Regions from separate parts of the Homo sapiens genome. Here region 2 is linked to region 1. The links are chromatin contacts, found by Hi-C or POLR2A ChIA-PET in ENCODE. All regions are on one chromosome and are shown on one strand. The core of a region is the stretch at or near the end of the contact, and the rest is flanking DNA. Distances in the headings are between cores, read along the strand shown.

What was found. Hi-C counts contacts between places; a loop is a spot of excess contacts on that map. ChIA-PET counts read pairs that join two places held with the same protein, here RNA polymerase II (POLR2A). Pooled maps may share reads with other maps.
Region 2: a map with no recorded cell type shows a loop between it and region 1 (14-fold over the local background). The contact joins two enhancer-like sites. A Hi-C loop is called at or near these places in 1 of 37 single-sample maps with no recorded cell type and 4 of 50 pooled maps. POLR2A ChIA-PET finds 5 or more read pairs at or near these places in 2 of 52 experiments (activated CD4-positive, alpha-beta memory T cell and activated T-cell).

What each region holds. Positions count from the first base shown.
Region 1 is chr9:112,247,813-112,251,860 of GRCh38, forward strand. It overlaps PTBP3 (polypyrimidine tract binding protein 3), which reads right to left. Exons shown (of 14, transcript NM_001163788.4): 7 at 3,117-3,291. Among named protein-coding and RNA genes, the nearest start is that of SUSD1, 75 kb to the left of the region's middle. Within about 2 kb of position 1,604, at least 3 of the 41 ENCODE cell types and tissues checked have a DNase peak (open chromatin) inside an H3K27ac peak, as active enhancers do.
Region 2 is chr9:112,030,966-112,033,465 of GRCh38, forward strand. LINC02977 (long intergenic non-protein coding RNA 2977) reads right to left here. Exons shown (of 3, transcript NR_186812.1): 2 at 103-200. Among named protein-coding and RNA genes, the nearest start is that of LINC02977, 8.2 kb to the right of the region's middle. RefSeq lists enhancers at 1,101-1,190, 1,321-1,610. Within about 2 kb of position 1,251, at least 4 of the 41 ENCODE cell types and tissues checked have a DNase peak (open chromatin) inside an H3K27ac peak, as active enhancers do.

The DNA.
Region 1 (4,048 bases), core at 354-2,853:
ACACAATGATTAATTTAGACATAAAGGGACATCATATCTGCAACTTACTCAAGTGGTTTGGAGGTGGGAGAAAATAAATATACACACACATGCATACACAAATATAGGTAGTGTATATATTATATATGTATATACATACATACACATAAATACTCAGATGATCTAAGTAAATATGGCATGATATTAACAATAGGGCAATCTGAATAACAGATACCCAGAAGTTCTTTGTACTACTCTTGCAACTTAATTTCAGACAAAATTTAATTGCAAAGTTTAAATTATTACTAAAACACCATAAACTTTAGAATATAAGTAAATATATTTATGACCTTATATCACAAAGGATTTCTTAAATAAGACACACAAAAAAGCACAAATGTAAAGGAAATAAGAAACAAACTTGACAACGTAAAAGTATCATTAAGAGAATAAATCAACAAGCCAAAACTGGGAGAAACTATTTGCAACCCATATAACAAACAATGGACTAGTATCTGGAATACATAATGAATTCCTACAACTAAGTAAGAAAAAAAGGAGAAATAAAACACAAAAACAGACAAAAGAATTGCACAGGGATGGGGGCGAGAGGTAAAAGACTACACACTGGGTACAGTGTACACTGCTTGGGTGATGGGTGCACCGAAATCTCAGAAATCACCACTAAAGAACTTATTCGTGTAATAAATAAATAAATAAAACAAAATGTATGAGAGGATAAATAATAAAAATATGTCCAACCTCATTAGTAATTAGGAAAATGCAAGTGAAAACTATGTTAAGATACCATTTACCACACACTAAAATAAAATTTTTTTTAACCTCACTCCTTTCAGTAGGAGATGGCTTAAAAAAATTATTTTAATCTCACAATGCAGTTATAAACTGGTGCAATCACTTTGAAAACTGGCATTATGTAATGAAACTGAAGAAATATGTTCTCTATGACCCAACAATTCCTTTCCTATGTACTTCTTAGAGAAAACTCTTGTCCAGCAGGAAAGAATGTTCATAGTAGCATCAAACTAAAACAACCAAACTATTTATCAACAATAAAATGGATAAACAAACCATGATCTATTATTCTTCCAATGGGATACTACAGACTTGACCGTACTGAGAATGAATGAGCAACAGCCACATGTATGAATATGGATGAATCACCAAAGACATACAGGGCAAATAAAGTCACAGAAGAAAACCAGCATGAGTCCATTTATGTAAGGTTCTAAATACAGCTTTAAAATTTTTCTAATGCTTTAAAGTATTGAATGCTTTAAAAAATTTTTAAGTTGCATTTAGGGATATATAATGAGTGGTAAAAAAACAACAGGAAAACAGAAAAGCAAGAGAATAATTATCAAATTTGGGACTGTGGTTATCTTGGGGGAAGGAGAGTGAACAAAAGTGATGAAGAAAGGTACACGGGGTGCTTCTTCAGTATGTATAAATATTTTATTTCTTAACCTGGGTGGTAGTCACATGGGTGTTTATATACTTACGTGTTTTATAAGCTTTTCTATAGGTATAACAAATGTCACTAAAAGTAAGGACATAGTGCTTATGACTCAGCCCTAGAAACTGTAAAGAGAAACCTTTAAAAGAGAAAGAACAGCCAGTGAAGTAGGAAGAAAGTAAGGAGAGTGGTGTTTCAGAGGCCAAAAGAAAAAAGAAGTGAATAGTGAAACTGTGTCAAATACTAGTGATAGGCAAAGTAGAGAAACTTTCACACAATATATAAAGTGCATTGTTCTCTCTCTGATGAATCACTTTTTCAGGATGTAGACATTATTTTGCAGTGACTAAGGATTTACTAATAACATTAATGAGAAAGGATATGAACATTCTGATATTTTATATTCAGAAATCAAAATTCTTAACATATTTTTAAAATGTCCTCCTCTCATAATACAGAACATTAATTGCACCAAGAGTATATAATCAATTATTAGAATAAGTGAATTCTTAAATTTGATAGCTGAGTTTTGGCAAACTTTAATTTGCCCCAGTATTTTTTTTTTTGCACCAAATATTTCTATCATTTGTTATTAAAATGGTAATGACAAAAGACCTTTGTCACTGCCAAATCAGATAAGTAAGTTAGGGGCTGGTAACAAATACAAAACACAAAAATTTGGTCAAAGAACCCAAAACAGACATTTTATCAATATTAGAAAGATGCATTGAATCATTCCCTTGGCTTTTTAAATTAAAAATAATAAAAAAGCTTTTACTTTAAAATAATGAACTATTTTTCAGAAGGGTTTGGACAATCATTTGGTTGTCTTAATTTTATAATTTGATTGTCTTAATTCTTTTAATTTTCTCACCTATAAAACATGATGAACTAAATACTACTTAAAGTCCCAATTAGCAATATTTTACGGTGTTATTTGGAAAAGGAAAAATCAATCACAAAAGGTAGTAATACTTTAAGTAATAAACCACACTTTTGAGAACTGTGAAACCAAAAGTAGCATATACTAACCTAATAAGATATTCAAACTGGGCCATCCATTGCTTTTTCCTTAAGAGGTTTACTTTAAATAAAAGAGGGAGGCTCTTCAAAGCTACAATTTGCAGAGACAATTTAGAAGGCTGTATTTTTACTAATGCAAAATGCAACTTCACACAAGCTTAAGATACAGCTGGAAGTTCTGAAGTTTAGGAAACAAAACAAAATAAATCCTCTTCTTTGAATAAAAGATCATACTATTAATTTAAGCTTGATATAAAATATCACTACTTAAAAAAGGAAAAGTATTTTTCTCAAGAGCATATATGGCAAAATTATTATGGCTATAAACTAGCATATTTAAGTTAATGTTAATAAGACTACTAATTTGAAGCAAATGGTTTGTGGCTTTTAAAGAATGAGTAATATCAATGTTAGAAAATAAATTTGTAACTCAATTTCAGATATTCATCTGTCAACTAACAGAACCTCCTAATATTAATATTTAATTAATGGGTATACTTTGTTCTAGGATTCTTGCTTTCCTTTATAAATCCTGAGAGAACTCGAGAAGAAAAAGGCTTATAAACATACATGGCTTAATAAATGAAACTTGTAACTTCAGAAAACTTGCTTTGTGACCCAAAAAAGAACTACTCACCAAAAGCAGCAGCCATAGGGGGTTCAAGGGATGGCTGGCCATCACCAGTAGGAAGGTCTAAGCGAGTGAAGTCTCTGCTTTTGTCATTATTATATTTCACATTAAGGCTGGTGAGCTTGGAGAAGTCAATGCGCAGAGTGCAGCATGCATTATAGATATTCTGGCCATCCAGAGCCTAAAGCATGTAAGAAAGGGACTGGTTTTGGCAAGACAACAACACTGATAACCAAGAAGCCTCTACTTTGACAAAGAGTGGCAATCAGGTGTAAGGCAGAAAGCACTGACTAAAAAGCCAAAGTCTTGGGTTTACTTTTACCTCACAGTCATTAACTATGAGCCTAAGAGAGAAAAAGAAAATCTCTAAGTCTCAGCTTTCATCTGTAAAATAAGACTGATAATATTTATCTTGTCTGTGGTAAGATCAAATAAGAGAGGAGAAATGTAAAAGATTGGAAAACTACTGTCTATCATAGAAATGTTCACTATTATTATGATTATTTTGCCTATATCAAAAGTTTTAAGATACTCTGATTTTACATTCCACTTTAATTCATTTTAGTATAATTCACATTATACTAGGATGTGTAAGCTTTGTTAGGATGAAACAAAGCTTTTGTAAATGGTACTTGTCAGAGCCACAATACATAAAATATTACCTACCACTTATTTTTTTCTCTTGTAAATTTACTTTGTAATACTTTGAATAATAAACTGAGGAAAATGTGGAGTCAGTTGTAACCAAAGATTAGCAACCCCTTCCTTTGCAAGAATAAAAATTTACCTAAGGGTATTTGTGGCCACTTAACGACTTTCACAAATGCTTGAATTTATAAAAATAGATACCAGAAAGCAAATCACATAAAAATAAAACATATATATATATATCCTGATTTATAATAATGGTAATTGACAAGTATGCCATCGTAAAGGTA
Region 2 (2,500 bases), core at 1-2,500, 220 kb before region 1:
ACCATTGCACTCCAACCTGGGCAACAGAGCAAGACTCGGTCTCAAAAAAAAAAGAAAAGGTTGAAGATGTTGTGATAACTAGTATATAAAAAAAAATCTCACCTGCCATTTTGATAGTGAAAATTTTGGTCAGCTGTCTGATGCCCACCCAGCTTTCTACTCCAGTGTTCTCATGTTCCTCATTTGTTGCTTCACTTTCTCTGGTACAAAAACAAAAACAAAAATACAGGTGTGACAGCAGAAGCCCAGACAGCAAAAGCAAGAAAAGACAAATGGGATTATATCAAACTAAAAGTTTCTGCAGAGCAAAGGAAACAATCAACAAAATAAAAAAGCAATCTATAGAATGGGAAAAAATATTTTTAAACCATATATCAATAAAAAGTTAATATCCAAAATATTATATGTAAGGAACTAATACCACTCAACAGCAAAAAAAAAAGCAAGTTACCTGATTTTTTAAAAATGGGCAAAGAACCTGAATAGATTTTTTTCAAAGAAGATATATAAGTGACCAACAGGTATATGAAAAGGTGTATGACATCACTAATCATCAGGGAAATGCAAATCAAAACCACAATGAGCTTTCACTTCACATCCGTTAGAATGGCTATTAACAAAAAGTCAAAAGATAACAAGTGTTGATGAAGATATGGAGAAATGAAACCCTTGCACACTGTTGGTGGGAATGTAAGTGGGTACAGCCACTACGAAAAACAGTATGGTAGTTCCTCAAAAAATTAAAAATAGAACTACGGTATGATCCAGCAACCCCACTTCTGGGTATATACCCAAAAGAAATAAAATCAGTATGTGGAAGAGGTTATCTGCACTCCCATATGTATTACACAGTCGTTCACAATAGCCAAGACACGGTATCAACCTGAGTGCCTGTAGACAAATGAATGGATAAAGAAAATATTCATACACACACATGAATATCATTCAGCCAAAAATGAAGGCGGCTAGGCATGGTGGTGCATGCGTGCAGACCCAGCCCCAGCTAGTTGGTAGGCTGAGGCAGGAGGATTGCTTGAGCCCAGGAGTTCAAGACCAGCCTTATCTCAAAAACAAACACAAAACAAAGCAAAAACAGAAAGAAGGGGAAGAAGGGGAAGAAGAAGGGGAAGGAGAAGGAGAAGGAGGAGGAAGAAGGAAGAAGAGGCAGAGGAGGAAATCCCTGTCATTTGCAACAACATGCATGAACCTAGAGGACATAATGCTAAGTGAAATAAGCCAGACACAGAAAGGCAAAGGCAAACACTGCATGATCTCACTTGCAGGTGGAACCGAAACAGAAGAACTCATAGAAACAGAGAGCAAAAGGGTGGTTACCAAAGTTAGGGGTTGGGGAGGAATGGCGAATGTTGGTCAAAGAGTACAAACTTTCAGTTACAAGATGAATAAGTTTTGGAGATCTAATGTATAGCATGGTGACTAGAGTTAATAATGTATACCTGAAATGGGCTATAGGAGTAAATCTAAGTGTTCTCACCACACACAAAAAAGGTGAGGTGATGGATGTGTTAATTAGCTTGATTGAGGTAATCATGTCACAGTGTATAGGTGTATCATATCATCACATTGTATGCCTTAAATACATAAAACTTTTATTTGCCAATTATACTCCAATAATGCAGGACAAAGTATACAGGTCTGACATCCAGAGAAAAATATCAGCAGACTTAAAATATCTGATCATTTTCCCCCGGAGGAGGATTGTACAGTTTTTTTAATTGATGAGTAACAATTTTATGTAGTAAGCCTATTCACTCTCTGTTAACCACATTTATTGCAAACAAGTTTTTCCCAAATGTTTAGACATTTATTCCTACTTATTCTCACACTTCCCTGATAATTCACTGAAATTGCGATCAAGGCTTTATTCTCAGCAGGAAGTACTTGTACTTCTCTAAGTGACAGACAGGCTTAAAGAGTGGGCTCAAGGGTGGACCAAGGGCAACTGCAGATAGGCCAATTAGACAAAAACATTCAGGAAACTGGTAGTTAAAATAAATAAATTAAGCCTGTGGTGATTCAGCAAGCTTATTTCTGGAAATAGTTTTTTTTTAATCTACATACTTTGGTTTTAGAGTATGTGGCATAAATATTGAATGTGGAGCATTTCCAAAATACAATATAACTCAGACTAACTTAAATAATGATTCCTTTTACTGTGCATCAAACCTCACTTTTTTGTGTTATGGATGACTAAAAAACAAGTTTTCTTTCTTTATAAGCATTAGTTTTATTAAAGCAGTTGTAAATGGTTCTATAACCACCCTTGCAATGGGGCTCCTGAGGGACTTCCTTGAAATTAGATTGGAAATTCACTGAGATCAGAGGACATTGGAGCTTTCCAGTTGGAAAACACTTGAAAGTTCAGTCTGGCTGGGCATCCTCTCTTTTGGACCCAATCTCCGGTTCTCATTTCACTTGGAAAGTACCTGCTTAAAAGTTTACTTTCTTGTTGCTCAATTTAGACCATTTATTTTCCTTT